Linked DNA regions of Homo sapiens: region 2 is linked to region 1. Evidence: read pairs that join two places in POLR2A ChIA-PET (ENCODE). Cell type or tissue: PC-9. All regions are shown on one strand. Each heading gives the region's core, and the rest is flanking DNA. Links, peaks and the distances in the headings are about the cores only.

Region 1 (8,698 bases), core at 223-8,222:
CCACAAAATAATTTGCAGGGATTTGCATTGGTATTACACTGAATCTGTAGATAAAATTGGGAATAACAGACATTCTGACAATATGGAGTCTTCCTGTCCATGAATATGTATCTCTCTTCATTTATTTATATCTTCTTTGATTTCTTTTTGAGTTTATAATTTTTCAGATAAAGATCATGTGTATATTTAGTTAGATTTATACCTAAAGTATTGATTTTTTTGGTGCTAATGTAAATGGTGTTGTGTTTTTACTTAAAGTTTCAATCGTTGATTGCTGGTATACAGAAAAACAATTGGCTTTTGTATATTAACCTCATATCCTACAATCTTGCTATAGTTGCTTATTAATTCCAGTATTTTTTGTTACTGTTGCTTCTTTGGGATTTTCTACATACATAATTGATTATTTAAAAATAATTTCTACTTATCTATTGAGATTTTGTATCTCTTGTGCTGTTACTAGTCATATGTTCCTTTAATTCTTTATACATTTCTTTCCCTGAATTCTTTAAACATAATTTCAGTAGTTGTGTTGACATCATTGCTAAATTTAACATCCTGGCTGACTCTGTAAATTAGCTTCATTGACGACTATTTTTTCTGAGTATAGGTTGCAGGTAGACTTTCCTGTTTCTTTTCATACTTTGTTCCATTTTGTTGAAAACTAACATGTTAGATCATAAAATACAGCATCTTTACTTTTTCCCCCAAGGTTGTTGTTTTGTTTTGTTTTGTTTTGTTTTAGGAACTTGCTAGGAATTAATCTGTAGAGTCTGTCTCCTCTGCTTTGTGTAGCTACTTATTTTTTGCTCAGTCCTTGTGTTCTTATATTTATATTTTTCAGCCTGGCTTCCTAGGGATCATCCCTGTGTCTTCTCAGCTCAGTGGTCAACCAATGATTGTGCACAGATTGTACTCAAACACCTCAAGCGATAAGGCTTCTACTTTCAGTGTGTGTATATATGTGTATTGGGGAACATGTTAAAACTTTGAGCATTTTCACCTCTTCTTTGACTTGCACTTTTCTGTGGTCTCTCTGAAAGGCACCCGTGCTTCCCAATCAGCCATGGCTGTGTGAAGCTTATATAGCCCTTTCTTCCAAGATCTCTTCGTTAAGTTTCTTGCTTGTCCACTGCCCACCCAAATGAGACCACAACCTCAAGCTTATGAGCAGCAGATTTTACTCATTCATTTCTTATCAAGTTTGCTACTTTTACTGACAATGCTACTTAGTGTGGTTTTTACCTTTCATTCCAAATCAAATCAGTCCCCTCTGACAATTAAGTTGCTGATTTTCACAGCCAACTTCCCTCTTGTAAAACTACAGCATCAACCATGCATCTGCTGATGGCTAGGTGATGGGGGTAGCCCCAGGAATGAAAGTCACGGACTACTATTCTCACCCAACGCTCTAGAAGTTTTTCATAAATAAATGCTTCATAATTTTTGTTTGCCTTTGGTTGATTTCTGGAACCATATGTGGTTATTTTTGACAATTTTGTCTGGTGTCTACATAATTTTGGGGGAAAGAATTTACTGACTTTTGTGGCTACTTTTAAGATCTTCTCTTTATCATTCTTGTTATGCAGTTTCACAGTAATGTATCTTGATGTGGATTTATTTTTATTTTAACTCACTTTGAATTTTGGGGGTCCTTGAATCTGAGAATCATTTATTTTACTTATTCCTGAAAAATTCTCAGCCATTATTGTACTTTTTCTTTTTTTCTTTTTAGAGTTGTTTTATTTTTTAGATTATCTTGATTGAGGTATAATCCATTCTCTTCTCAAATTTTATTCTGCTCTGATTTTCTATGATTTCCTAGTCTAGGATTTAACAAACTATCATCCAAGGGCCAAATGTAGTGTGCTGCCATTGTAGAAATAAAATCTTCTTAGAATGTAGCCGGGCTCATTTATTTACATTACTACTTATGGATGATTTTGCACTGCAACCTCAGAGTTAAGTATTTCCAAGACTCTATGGCCCCTAAGCCTAAAACATTTACCATCTGATCTTTCACAGAAGTCTGCCCTCCCCTGCCCCAAATCTTCAATCTGAAATGTGTTCTATCTTCCCCACTATATTTTCTTTTTCTTCAAATGCTTCTTTCACAATTACCTCCACTCTGTCTTTTTAAGTGGCATTTTAAATTATTTTTATTTTATTTTTTAAATTTTTTTTGCATTCCTTAAGTATGTATGTATTTATTTATTGAGAGTTAGGTCTCATCATTTATTTGTTTAAATTGACAAATGCCAAATTGTATATATTTATGGTATATAACAATGTTTTGATATATGTATACATAGCAGAATTATTAAATCAAGCAAATTAACATATCCATCAGCTCACCTACTTATCATTTTTCTGATGAGAACATTTTAAAATCTACTTTTTCAGTGATTTTCAAGTATACTACACACATTATCATTAATTATAGTCATCATGCTGTACAACAAATCTCCAAAATTTATTTCTCCTGTCTAACTGAAACTTTGTACCTTTTAAGTGACATCTCCCTGCTCCTTCAACCCCTGCCCCTGGTAGCCACCATTCTACTCTCTGCTTCTATGAGTTCAATTTTTTTAGATTTCACATAATTGAGAGCATACAGTATTTGTCTTTCTGTGCCAGGTTTATTTCACTTGCCATAATGCCCTCCTTTATTCATGTTGTAGCAAATGACAAGATTTTCTTCTCTTTGAAGGCAGAATAGTGTATATATACCATATATTCTTTAGCCATTCATCCATTGATGGACACTTAGCTTGATTTCATGTCATGGCTATGGCTATGGTGAATAGTGCTGCAATAAACATGATAGTGCAGTTATCTCTTTGACATATTGATTCCATTATCTTTGGATATATACCCAGTAGTGGGATTGCTGGGTCATATAGCAGTTCTAAGTTTAGTTTTTTGAGGAATATCTCTACGGTTTTCTAGAATGGCTATACTTACTATATGCTACTTGTTTTTAATTTTATTTATTTATTTATTATTATTATTTTTTATTATTATTATGCTTTAAGTTTTAGGGTACATGTGCACAATGTGCAGGTTTGTTACATATGTATACATGTGCCATGTTGGTGTGCTGCACCCATTAACTCATCATTTAGCATTAGGTATATCTCCTAATAAAAGCTCTTTCAGTTCACAAATCCTCTCTTCAGCTAAGTCTAATCCGATGATTAATGTAGTTCCTACTTTCAGTTATTATTTCACTGTTTAATGTTATGTAACTCTACTATACTTGCTATATGCTTTTAACTCCTTGAGCATGTTAGAGATCAAACTTACATATTCTAGGTCTGATAACTCCAATGTCTGAAATTCTCCACTTTGTGGTTTCTCTTGGCTTTTGCTAATGGGTTCTCACTTTTTTGTGTTTGGTGACTTTTTGTTTGGGAGCACATACTCCTTATAATTTTTTTTTTAATATGAAGCTTGGGTTTAAGGTGCATTCTTCCAGAAAGAATTTGTATTTCTTCTGTAAAGCAGAAAGAAGCTGGGATACTACAAACTTGAGGCCACTTTAAACTCGGATCTTACTTTTTGGGGGGCTACAAAGGTAACCTGGTAGAGTTGTGGTTGGAGATATTGAAGGAATACATTTTCTTTTTTGTGCTCTCCCTAAACAGTGAGGCAAGCAATTATCTCCATGAACTCTGAATGAGATGTGCACTTGTCCTTACACTAATCTTTCTTGCTTTCAATGTATGTTGTTCCACATTGCTATGTCTTTAAGCTTTGTTTTTAATCCCCTGGGTGAGACCTTTGGAACCCAGGTCTGGGTCACAAGCAAAAGGTAAACTCCCCAGGGTAAGTGGCTGTGCTTCTGTGGAACTGCATTTTCATATAATTTCTGGCCTTTGCAGGAGTTCTACTTTTGCAACAGTGCAGTTATACATATAAAATTAAATTTTTAAATTTTATCCAGCTTTTTAGGTATGTTGTATCAGGAGGTGTTTCACTTAAAGTTGAGTATACTGTGTTTAAATGGAAAATTATAGTGTGAATTTAAGCCAGTATGTTACTTTTTCAGGTTTATTTGCATTTAACATTGATTCTTCATTCTGAATAAAAATATTACATCTTAATTAAGGTTGGCATCTGTGTGGAACTAGAGGAAATACATTGGGGAAGGAATTTTTTATAGTCCCCTTACATTGAAGTGAAAGGCTCTCTACTTCATGCATCAAAAATATGATTTCTGGCTGGGCACGGTGGCTCATGCCTGCAATCCCAGCACTTTGGGAAGCCAAGGCAGGAGAAGTCCTAGAGGTCAGGAGTTCCAGACCAGCCTGGGCAACATAGCAAGATCCTGTCTCTACAAAAAATGTAAAATGTTAAAGTTAGCCAGGTGTGGTGACACATGCCTATAGTCCCAGCTACTTGAGAGGCTAAGGTGGGAGGTTCACTTGAGCCCCTGAGTTCAAGGCTGTAGTGACCTATGCTGTGCCACTGCACTCCAGCCTGGGTGATAGAGTGAGACCTTGTTTCAAAACAAAAAATCAAAAAAAAAAAAAAAAAACAAAAAAACTAACTAACCAACGAAACAAAATATTCATGATTTCATTCAGTAAACATTTATTGTGACCTACTATGGGTAAGTCTATAATGCTACCAGCAATAGAAGATTCAAGCAAATAAAATCATAGTTCTATATTGTATTACTCATTATATTTAGCATCTCTTGAAGGCTCACTGCACGTTTTTTTTAAATGCTTGCCAGTTTTAGTGCTTTATATATTTTATCATGTTCAATCCTTAAAATAAATGTATGAGGTTGGTACTTTAGTTACTATGCTTATTTTTACATGAGGAAACTGAGGCAGAAAGAGGTTAAATAACTAGGTAAGGTAAAAAGCAAGTAAGTAATGAACACAAGATCCAAACCCTTGCAGTCTGACTCCAGAACACACATCCTTAATTACTATAGTTACAATATTATACTATACTACAATATACTACACTATATAATATTATTAAACATAAGAAGCTTAGCTTGAATTCTTTAAACATAATTTTAATAGTTGTGTTGACATCTTTGTTAAATCTAACAACCTGGCTGACTCTGTAAGTTAGTTTCATTGAACACTATTTTTTCTGAGTACAGGCTGCAGGGTAGATTTTCCTGTTTCTTTGTATACTTTGTATAAAAGGTGTTTGAATATAATCTCTGCCCAATCGCTGGTTGATCACTGAGCTGAGAAAACACAGGGATGACCCCTAGGAAGCCAGGCTGAAAATATAAATATAAGAATACAAGAACTGAGCAAAGAAATAAGTAGCTACACAAAGCAGAGAAGAACTGAATTCTTTAAACAGGAAGATAACAGACATAATACACAGAAAGAAAGAATACAGAGACATATTTGATAAATGTTACTATAGCAGCCTAGAGGAGACCATCACCAGAAAGCCCAGTTAGATCACCAGGGGAGCTTCAGAGGAGACTTGGAACTTTAGCTGTGCTTAACACCAACCTCAACTATGCATGCTGAGATACATAAATTAAGGTGTCAAATGGTACCTTATTTTCCTCTTCCAGTAAATTGTTCAGCTCATTTAATGGCATGTTAAGAAATAAACTGAACATACTGGGAAGTTTAAACCTTTACTTGCTTTGAAGAATCAAGAAAGCATATCCTGGTTTTTTTTTTTACCCTACGCAAACAGGAAGAGGGCACATCCCAGTACACTTTGAAGTTACTTTGTGGCCTTAGGACTAGGTTCTGGTCTTAAAATGGAAGTGGATTTTACGTTTCTATTTCTTTCTTTCTTTCTTTCCTTTTTTCTTTTTCTTTTTTTTTTTTTGAGTCAGAGTCTCACTCTGAGGCCCAGGCTGAAGTGTAGTGGCACAATCTTGGCTCACTGCAACCTCTGCCTCCTAGGTTCAAACATTCTCCTGGCTCAGCCTCCTGAGTAGCTGGGACTACAGGCACCCACCACCATGCCTTGCTAAGTTCTGCATTTATAGTAGAGATGCGGTTTTACCACGTTGGCCAGGCTGGTCTTGAACTCTTGACCTCAGGTGATCCACCTGCCTTGGCCTCCCAAAGTGCTGGGATTATGGGTATAAGCCACCATGCCTGGCCTTATGTTGCTATTTCTAGACCTGGTCATAAACCTCCCTAACAATCATTATAAAGTCTTTCTCTTCTACTAAGACTGAGGAGGCTGCAACATGGAAGAAACTATTTAAGAGGGACCCCAAGAAGAGCTACCTGATTCTTATGGAAGGATCACATCAACAGTAAATCTTCATTGTTTTAAGCTACTGATATTTTGAGGTTCCTTGTTATAGCAGTTCATTTTAATTACCAATGAGTGGAACAGATAGGCATGTAGACTAAGCAATCTCATTGTACAGCCCTTTATAGGAAATGATTTGGAGGAATCAGGAAAGCATTATTGTTGTCCTCAACATTTCTTTTTGCCATTTACTTTGTTGGTTCTATCAGTTTCCAAGAGTGGCATGGTTGTAGCAATGACAGCCAACAGAAAATGATATTTTGTTTAGGACAATTTTGATAACTACATGCTTTTTTAGGGCCAACATTTACTCTACCAAGAATATTATTATATTTTTGAATAATATTATTTTAGAATTATATTTTTGATCGAAGATATTATATTAATTTTTGTTCCATGTGCTGTATTCTGTTTAATTCTCAAAACAATATGAAAGGGTATGACTATTACCCTTTAACAGCAATTCAATGTGGTTTTAACACTGCTTAGAAAAACTCTCAGCCCTCAAAATGATTTTCAAACTCCTAGAAAAATATAGTACATTTTTCATGTGTGAAGATATAACTTGGCCATATTTCAAAAACACTAATTTTTTCCAAAGTTTTGAGACTTTCTTAAGATACTAAAAAATAGTTTTCCATCAGACTTGAGATTTCTAGCTGAAGCTCACGAGTTAGATGCTGTATTGATCTAATATATCATTAACTGGCAAAATGGTACAATTTATCATGTCCACATGGCATTATGGGAAATTCTCTCTACTGCTTTGGGTCCTTGTATGCACTTTCTCATTTTTTCACATAACAGACTAACGATAGAGGAGCTCTCATTTCAGTCTTTTGTTTCCAACAAGCAAATGCATGTAAACAAGCAATTATTTTTGAAGTAGTGTACTCTCTCCTACACTGTTTAAAGCAGTGATTTGTTTATTTCAAATTGTAAACTCTATTTTCTGCGTGTAAAACAAATTACCTTATGCCTGAATATGAGAACACATAGTTTCTCCAATGGTAGCTAGTAAAAACATCTTTCTTGCCAGAGCGTATTAAATAGATTATTAAAGTCCATTAACTTAAGTGCATGAAGTACCCTTTATTTAAAAACACATTTCTACAGATACTATTTATCCAAAATCAAAATGGCCTTTTCTGGGTAGCCAGGAGACAGAGTCATAACCTTATATGAAACAGGAAAAGCAAATAAACAGGCTCAATTTACATTAAAATGATGTCATTAAGCTCTGCAGAATGTGTTGGTATCTCACCTACTGCCTGTCAAGAAAGTATAACAAATGACATTGTACACACATTAATTTTCCTGTTCCATACTTTGGTGGAAGGAGTAATGTTGAATATTCTCAGACAGTGACACATCCCACAATTAAGAGCACTGTCTAAGGTGCTGGCTCTTGGCGTCACTGTGAGCACACACATCTTTCCCTCTACTTTTGGTTTCCTCTCTTCAGCTTCTTCCATATCTCTCCTTCCCTCCCCTCATGGCGGCACTCCCCATAGCGCATGGCCAAGTTTCCCTTCTCTCACCACACTCCAGAATCAGCGTCCCATTCTTTGACTCAGGTGTAAGATTTTATTTGGATTCTCATCCAGTCTATGTAACTCCTAACTTACCTGAAACCTGATCCTGAATATAGCAGGACATTTCTGAGTCACATTAAAGATAGTTGGAGACTATGTCTGCACATAATAGAGCCACTCAAGTAACCAGATGGCACAGAGCTTTCAATCAAATGCAGTTGATTCTGTTATTCACACTAATTATGATCTATAACACAGACATGGATGTTGAATTAGCAAATACTGAATCATTGCTCCTAGAGGAAATACGGGGCTTGGTTCCTATAAGCCTTTGGCTTTTGTCCACTGATTAATGCATAACCTTTTTTATGTGTGTTTCTGCTTAAAGACACCTTATTTAATATATAATTAATATATAGATGTATATTGAAATAACATAAATATTCAATATATATATTTTGATTTATTAACATTGAATCATGGCCAAAAACACTATAACTCATGCCCAAACGAAGCTTGTCTAACAAGTGTATTTTTTCTCTGTAAGGCACATCTTGGCCTTCTTGTGCTTAGATACACTGGACGGTACTTCAGTACATTGCTTAGGGGCGCCATTTTTAAACAGTGAAATCACCACTGAACATGCAAAAGGCATAAAAATGCAAAAAAATATGGCACCAAATAGATCGTGAAAGGGACACTTGTTTACAATGTACTTTGAGTGACTCAAATTTATTGTCACTCTGTGCTTATCTGCAAAAGTACCATGAGTACTGATTTGAAGATTATAAATACATTTTAGCGAGTATTAGAATTTGCAGATACAGAATCCACATGTAATGAGGACCAACTGTCTTTAAATCATAAAAATGTTATGCGTTAGGATGTGATTTATCATC
Region 2 (8,698 bases), core at 200-8,199, 220 kb before region 1:
TCCAACAAAGGTCTAATGTCCAGAATATGTAAAGAACTTAAATCAACAAGCAAAAAACAACCCCATTAAAAAGTGGACAAAAGACATAAACAGACAATTCTGAAAAGAAGACATACAAGAAGCCAACAAACATATGAAAAAATGCTCCACGTCACTAATCATCAGAGATATGCAAATCAAAACCACAATGAGATACCATCTCACACCGGTCAGAATGGTTGTTATTAAAAAGTCAAAAAATAACATGCTGGTGAGGCTGTGGAGGAAAGGGAGTGCTTATACATTGCTGGTGGGAGTGAAATTAGTTCAGCCACCGTGGAAGGCAGTGTGGAGATTTCTCAAAGAGCTTAAAACAGAACTACCATTTGACTCAGTAATGCCATTATTGGGTATATACCCAAGGGAATATAGATCATTATACCGAGAAGACACATGCACTTCTATGTTCATCACCGTGCTATCCACAAAGACATGGAATCAACCTAGGTGTCCGTCAATGGTGGACTGGATAAAGAAAATGTGGTACATGTTCACCATGGAATTCTATAAAGCCATAAAAAAGAATGAAATCATTTCTTTGGCAGCAACATGGATGGAGCTGAATACCATTTTCCTAGCAAATTAATGCAGAAATAGAAAACCCAATACCACATGTTCTCACTTACAAGTGGGGGCTAAACATGGAGCACACATGGATGTAAACATGGGAACAAAATACACTGGGGACTACTAGAGTGGGGATGGAGGTGGGATGTGGGTTAAAAAACTACCTATTGGGTACTATGCTCATTATCTGGATCCAGTATACCCATGCAACAATCCTATACATGTACCTCCTATATCTAAAAATAAAAGCAGAAATTTAAAACAAATAAATAAATATTTGCTTTTCTCCTTATAGATCTACCCTTGGGATAAGGTAACTCAACCTTTTCCCAGTGCCCCCAAACAGTGCTGGGAATGAGAGTCCTCAATGCAGCCTAATTCATGGGACCACAGACATCATCTGTCATAGAATGAGTTCAGGCTCAGCAGCTCAGATGCCAAAATCCCTCTAGAATCCCCCTCGATGAGCCTACTCAATACTTCATTAAGAGCCTTCTCCCAGGAGTGTGGAACCTGAATAATTCTGAATAGTCTGACATGGAAAAACTGGAAAAATTGTTAAGAAAACCCTGGAATGAAGAGAGTGTTTTCCCCAGCTAGAAACACTGTGGCTAAAAATAGCACAATGAAAAACATATTTGTCTCTTACATACAATGGATGTAGGATATAATTATGGGCTGTGTTTCTGTCTGGGATAGAGGCAAGGGAGGAAGTGCCAACGTCTAGAATACAGAAGGAATAAAGGACAGTATATTCGACTCCTAGGCTCCTTCTGCACCCTGTAGCAACCACAGCCCCTTGGTGACTTGGGTTCTCACTCCGAAAATACCTGTAACATTAAAATCCGACTCTACTTGTATGGCCAAGAAAAATTTCAGGCAGGTAGAATTTAAAATTTTAAGTCTGTGCAGTACTGGAGCTCCTATCAGTAGGTACCAGTAAAAAGTAAATTAATATCACTTCTGTAGCCTGTCTAGAAAAAAGTGGCAAAAGCATAATTAATATAAAAATATAAATACCCTGGCTCCTTTGGCATACTTAACATTTTGTATTTTAATTACTTTACAGAATCATTGCTGCTGCTGGGAGTTATTTCAATAACACATTCATTTTTTTTCTATGCCTCCTAAAATGAGAAAAAGTGCAGGCAGTATAGGATAGTTTATTATGTCGTATTTCCCAGTAACTCTCTGAGCCACAGTTTCTGCATCTGTAAAGTGGAAATAGACTGCTAGCCAAGGCCGGGTGCAGTGGCTCAAGCCTGTAATCCCAGCATTTCGGGAGGCCAAGGTGGGTAGATCACTTGAGCCCAGGAGTTTGAGACCAGCCTGGGCATCATGGTGAAACCCCATCTCTACCAAAAATACAAAAAATTAGCCTGGCACAGTGGCATGCACCAGTAGTCAGGAGGCTGAGGTGGGAGGATTGCTTTAGCCGGGAGGCAGAGGTTGCAGTGAGCCAAGATCGCGCCACTGCACTTCAGCCTAGGTGGCAGAGTGAGACCCTGTCTTTTTTTTTTAAAAAAAAAAAGACTACTAGCCTTACTTGACTGCTAGTCATTACTTGTAATGATAAGAGGAAGTAAAGAATATAAAAACACTTTCTAAATATCCAATGCCATTTCAGCAGTCAATAAAAACAATCATTAACATTTGGAACATGAATGCTTAGAACTGTGCTACGTCTGTTTTGTTATTTAATCCTCACAACACAGCTAGCTACTGGCATCCCATTTTATGGACATGATGACTGAGGCCTAAGGACATGAATTTACTTTCCTCTAGTTATACAGCCACTAAGTGGTGAAGCCAGAACTCAACGCCCAGAACTTCCGATGTTGGAGGCACAGTTCTTTGTCACTCACTGTTTTGCAATAACTGTGGTAACAATTTAATATGAATGTGAGTTCTGGCATTAATCCACATTATCTAACTGCAAAATTTCAGGAGGTCTCATTCTCACACATGAGGCAGTTCTTAAAACATTTTGAAAGCCTATCCACTTATTCCTAAGTAGTTTTAGTTTCAAAAGTCCAAATTCCCATTTCACAGGTATCTTTCGATGATTCTGAACTCCGCTTTAACCTCACACGCTGCCATGCACTGTGTGGAAGAAACAATAGGCTTTCTTTGTGTTCTTTTTAAGCTTGGTGGAACTAACTACTCACAGGGCAACTGATGCCTCTGAACTAACCCCTTTCAGCTAACTCACAGATCCACAGCCGCATCCAGTGATTGCTATCACATCCAAATGGCTGGCAAGACTGTTTACTTATCCTCACTGGCAGCCGAAGCAAACAAAAAAAACCCTCATACTCCCAAGTGACCAGTATTTTCTTTTAAACCATGCTTTAAAAACTACCTTTATCACCCACACCCCACCTTCCTCCAAGAAGTCTTTATCTATCTTCTTGGAATTTAGAAATCCTGCTTCCCTAAAAGCTCAAAAACTGGATGTCTCTATCAGGACTGTTTTTTTCTAGTCTGGGAAAAATGCCTCGGTGAGAAAAGCATCAGATACATACTTTTAAAAAAGTGCAATGTTCATAAACCTGATTCAAAGATTATTTCTGCAACATTCCATGGATTTTATTTTTGGCATTTTTACAATGTGAAAATACAAAACTACCCATAGTCTCAATTTCAGGTTTGTCGTAAGAGTAAAAGAACACACACACACACACACACAAACACACACACACACACACACACATCTGGGAATAAATAAGAAATACATGGAGCATCTCAATTTTCAGATTGTCCATCTAACCCTTATCTGTGGCACTTTTATAGCAGTATTCACCGGGCACAATCAGCAGAACGCACAATGCATCGCTTGTTTTCAGCTCTATTCAAAAATCTCAGTTCATTCAATAAAAAAAAAAAAAAAAGCCCTTAAAAACAGCCCTTTAGCACGAACATTGCTATGGGAAAGCTGGGCTTATTGATTCACTTCTTCCTGCCAAGAGAACAATGCCGAGAAACAGAGCGAAATGTTTCCAAATAATTTTTGGCAAAAACTTGGAAGAAAAAAACCCCGCATATTTACCTGTACCCAGAGCTCCACAGGTGAGGCGGCAGTTAAAGCAGAAAATCTAATTCTTCTGGAAGTTTTTGTCTGGAACGGACTCCAGGGTCTTCCTTCGGAGCTGTCAGGTAAAACCCCCCTCCATGTCTGGGCTGTTTTCTTTTGCAGTTTTTCCCAGTGAAACTCTCGTCATTTGCATAAAACCTACTTGTAGCCTATAGGACTTTTTGAGTAGCTACTTGTTAAATCGGCTGTCTTGACATGCTCTTTCAAGCATGACATCATAAATCTCCATGGAAACCCTAACCCCACCTGCCGACATGCCAACATTACCTGTCAGGCGAAGACTTAAACAATCGTCTGAAATTGTTCATTAATGAAACCTTCTTAGGGGCTTTGGATCTCTGCACAGTATAATTTGTGCTGTTGGCAGAAACTTAGCCGGGAACGATGGCTTCATTTTCAAAGCCTGAGCTGTTTTGCAAAAAACAATGATCAAAATTATAGGCGTTCGTTAATCTGCCCCTCCCTGTCTAACAATGCACTTAATTGGTGGAAGAAAAACCTACAGCGGCCATGCGTGTCTCTCTCTGCAGGATAAAGTTACCTTGAAAACTCAGGTCTTGAAAAACCTTCAATTGATACTTCTTTTCCACTCTGTTCTCCACCAGCCCCCTTCCTAGAACTTTTTACCAGCAAAACTTGCAAAACAGGTTCCCTGCCAGAGTGTGTATGTGTGTGTGTGTGTGCATTTCCCCTCGGCTTCTATGGCTGCAGAGGTGGTAGGAAAAGGTGTGGAGAACTTTTTAACTCCTTCCTAACATATCCAGATATTTTGCATGTCTATCCTAGTTTATGTAAATTACCAGAATTACGCTGAAATCTATTCTAGGCTTTGGGAAATGGTCCGTAGGCTCTAAGATACTCAATATCTGAGTCCAGCCCTCTTTCTTCTCACCTCTAAATTCACTGCAGACACACCTCTTACTCCCCAGGTCTAAGACTGCTGACCACTAGGCACCAGAAAATTTGAATAGGACTGAGTTCAAACCCATAGGAGTTTATCATAATGTTATCAGGTCGCTGTCATATGCCACAGTACAAAGTTCTTCAGAGGAACTCAGCAGGGAGCTGAATGGAAGCTGAGAAGCACTTCTGAGGAGGCAGCCGCGAGCAAGATGTGACACTGCAGAGTTTTGGAAACAGCAGTAGCTGAAGGAGCAGTCTGCTGTTAACTTGCCACGGATCCCATTGCAAACTGCAACATATTCAGTGCATCTGTCTTCAAAGGTCAGAGAGCAAACATTAACCTCTACACCTTGCTGGGTGCACCCAGGTATTTACAGAGAGCAATCATAGGTTAAAAAAACTCAGAATGACTCTTTGCATAGCAGGGAATTGTAAACGCTTTGGATCCTCTCCTCCAATGATTCTGTAAGCGTTGCATTGCCGTAGTTCACTGTCAACAGATGGGAGGTTACCTTTGAAGGCAACCAAGAACTACCTTGGTTTAATACCGCAGCCAGAGTTGGAGCACTCCTCGGAGGCAAGACTATTGTCAGAGATTCAATTAATGTCTCTGTGAGATGAAAATACATCCAGATGAAGCCCACACTTGGGCTTTATACTCAGTGGGGCACAAACACAACATGAAACAAACAAAAACCAGATATAACCAGATCTAGGCTTGATTCAGTCAAATCTGAAGATGGGGTGGAGGCACTATTCAATTACAGTTATTCTTCAAAGTTCCATTAGAGAGAAGAGCAAGTGCAAGTTGATTCAGCAGTCAGAGTGGTTATAAATTATGCCAGATCTTCCCTTTGGGTTATTTAGGAAATTACAGTATCTCAGCTTTTGCTTATTGAATTCAGGCTTGGAAAAGAGAGCGAGAAGAGTCAGAATGTAAAGGCAAATGGAGAGAGTCCAGAAAGAATTCAGATGGGAAAGCAACTCCATTAACCGTTTCCTCAGTGGACAGGCAGAGGTAAACCCAAGAGAAAAATTTGTAACCAGCATTGACATTATTATGATCAAGACAGAGAGATCTTGAACAACTTAGAGCTGGGAAAGTGTTTGGCAACAAGGATCCCAGCAATAAGGACAACACACGAAGGCTGGGCAGAAATGCCAAGAGTTGATTAGAGGTGGCCAGTCCAGTGACGATTTTTCCTACCATCCCTGAATGAGAAAAACATCTCACTAAGCCTTAATGACATTGTGATTTGCCTGATGGCAACCTTAGCATCATACTAATCAAATCAGAGCTCAATAAATGCATGTAGATGAGCTATTTTTTCTAAATTTAGCAACATCATGGGTACCTATGATTGACTTGGAGAGCAAATAAGACTCTCTGTCTTGAATTCGCTTCAACAAACCTGTTTTATAGCAGAGGTAGAAAACGGGCCAGGAGCAGTGGCTCATGCCTGTAATCCTAGCACTTTGGGAGGCTGAGGTAGCAGGATCTTTTGAGCCCAGGAGTTTGAGACCAGCTTGGGCAACATAGCAATACCCCGTCTCTACAAACAGTGCAAAAATTAGCCCGGCGTGCTGGTGTGTGCCTCTAGTCCCAGCTACTTGGGAGGTTGAGGTGAGAGGAACGCCTGAGCCCAGAAGGTTGAGGCTGCAGTGAGCTATGTTTGCACCCCTGAATTCCAGCTTGGGCAACTGAGTAAGAACATGCCTCAAAAAAAAAACAAAAAAAAAAACTCCTCACTGAAAAAGCTCACAAAGATAAAAGAACACAAACAGCTGGGGAAAGAGGTTAGACTTAACTATTTATGGCCTGAATTTTTGTTTCTTAAGAAACATGAGCCTAGCGCAGTGGCTCACGCCTATAATCCAAGCACTTTGGGAGGCTGAGTAGGGTGGATCACCTGAGGCCAGGAGTTTGAGACCAGCCTGCCCAACATGGTGAAACCTACTAAATACAAAAAAATTAGCTGAGTGTGGTGGCACATGCCTTTATTCCCAACTACTTGGGAGGCTGAGGCAGGACAATTGCTTGAATCTGGGAGGCGGAGATTCCAGTGAGCCGAGACTGCCCATTGCACTCCAGCCTGGGCAACAAGAGCAAAACGCCGTCGAAAAAAAGAAAAAGAAAAAGAATGGAAAAGAAAAGAGAAAAGAAATATGAATTGGAAGTTGTCAGGTAGAAAAGGAATACTTTCTTTCAAGCAAAATATCAATTTTTTTATCATTCAAATAACCAACCCTTATCTCATTTAAGCCTCACAGCAATAGTATGATGTAAGAACAATCATTATTCCCATTTTACAAATGGAGAAATTGAGCTTTAGAGAGGTTAGGTAATTACAGTAAGTTTACATGGCTATTAAGTGTTGGAGCTGAGATTTGAACTCAGGCTGACCCGAGATTTAAACCCAAAACACCTGTACTTAACTACCAGGCACTGATACTCCTAGTTTAATAAAATTGCTCATAATTGGGATACTAAGAGCCTAACTAAACGAAGCCATGCTGAAAGGATTTATTTAGTAGATGAGCCTGAAAGTGCATACTGGATTGCAAAGGGTCAACGCGGACCTTCTGCAGATCCTCCGAGATACGGAGTTAACAGACGGTACTGGAGTCTGGGGTAGTTCAGACAGAAACATCAGCACAGCAGCAGCCTTGGAGAAGCAGTATGTATTTAGCTGCAGGCTGTATTTAGTCCTAGAAGGACTGCACAGAACAGAGTTAATGCATTACAACTCAGGGCTTAGCCCTCAAAACCCCAGGGCAAACAGATCTCTAGGATGTTGATAAGGCTAATGAAATAGCAACTCTTAAGAAATAGCTGCAATCCGAAGTTCTGGTCTAAAGAAAAACTGTCAAACATGAAAAAGGTAGAAAACAACACATATACATTTCGTAAGTCAAGACCACACTACAAGTATCACCAAAAGATAAGAATGCTTGGATTCTTTAATGAAACATGGACCCCAACTGTGGTAATTCTCTAATGCTAAACCCTTGATCTTTGGCTCTGTGTTTGATTGTAGTTGTTACTTGTTTTTAGAAATTATCCATTCACATTCTGTCAACTGTTGGTGCAGAGGGGGATGGTTAATTTCATGTTTCAACTTGGCCAGGTTATGGTGCCCAGTTGTTCGGTCAAACACCAGTGTAGATGTTGCTGTAAAGGTATTTTTTAGGTGTGATTAGCATTTAAATCAGTAGACTTGGAGTAAGGCAGATGGCCCACCATAATGTGAGTAGACCTCATTTAATCAGTTGAAGACCTTAGAAGCAAAGACTGAGGTCCCCCAAAGAAAAAGGAATTCTGCTATTGGCTCTGATATTCTGAAGAACTGTGACTAATAGAGCTGATCCCTCCAACATGTATCTGTCTAGTCTTGTTTCCTGGCATAGGGTCCAGTCCTATTTTATCTCCAATTGTCTAACAGTCATTTTCACTTGGAGCAACCACTGTCATTTCAGATACAGCTTGTCAAGACCTAAACTCAAGCCATTGTTTCGCATTTAAATAGCATGAGCCACATTTAAGAGAGAAGAAGAATAGACATACAGTACTTGCTGTCAAATTAAGATGGAGGAATATAATTAAGTCCATCAGTTGTTACACTAAATGCTAGTGGACGGAATTTCCCATTAAAAACAGACTTAACGAATTAGGCTGAAAAAGCAAAGCCAAGTTTTTTGTATGTAGTTTCTTTTTTTTTTTTTTTTTTTTTTTGAGACAGTTTTGCTCTGTCACCCAGGCTGGAGTGCAGCGGCATGATCTCGGCTCACTGCAACCTCTGCCTCCTGGGTTCAAGCAATTCTGCCTCAGCTCTGAGTAGCTGGGACTATATGCATGCGTCACCACACCCAGCTAACTTTTGCATTTTTAGTAGAGACAGGGTTTCACCATATTGGCCAGGCTGGTCTCGAACTCCTGACCTCAGGTGATCCGCCTGCCTTAGCCTCCCAAAGTGTTGGGATTACAGGCATGAGCCACCGCACCCGGCCGATATATATGTATGTAGTTTCTAATAAACACGCTCATTACAGGTTGAGTAACTGTTATCCAAAATGCTTGGGACCAGAGGTGTTTCA

The links. Peaks named below come from ENCODE experiments on the same cell type or tissue, not always from the same donor. Only the 100,000 strongest peaks of a DNase experiment are listed, where the experiment ranks them.
Region 2: POLR2A ChIA-PET joins it to region 1 with 25 read pairs; 2 of 35 experiments call an interaction of 5 or more read pairs at or near these places.

The regions. Positions count from the first base shown.
Region 1 is chr10:24,012,883-24,021,580 of GRCh38, reverse strand. It overlaps a transcript of KIAA1217 not described here. Among named protein-coding and RNA genes, the nearest start is that of KIAA1217, 190 kb to the left of the region's middle. In PC-9, for the core only: no CTCF peak of the experiment used is centred there; no DNase peak of the experiment used is centred there.
Region 2 is chr10:24,234,295-24,242,992 of GRCh38, reverse strand. All of the region lies in intron 2 of KIAA1217, which reads right to left. Among named protein-coding and RNA genes, the nearest start is that of KIAA1217, 30 kb to the right of the region's middle. RefSeq lists an enhancer at 4,720-5,245. In PC-9, for the core only: no CTCF peak of the experiment used is centred there; DNase peaks (open chromatin) are centred at 3,912 and 4,322; H3K4me3 peaks cover 2,638 bases; H3K27ac peaks cover 2,329 bases.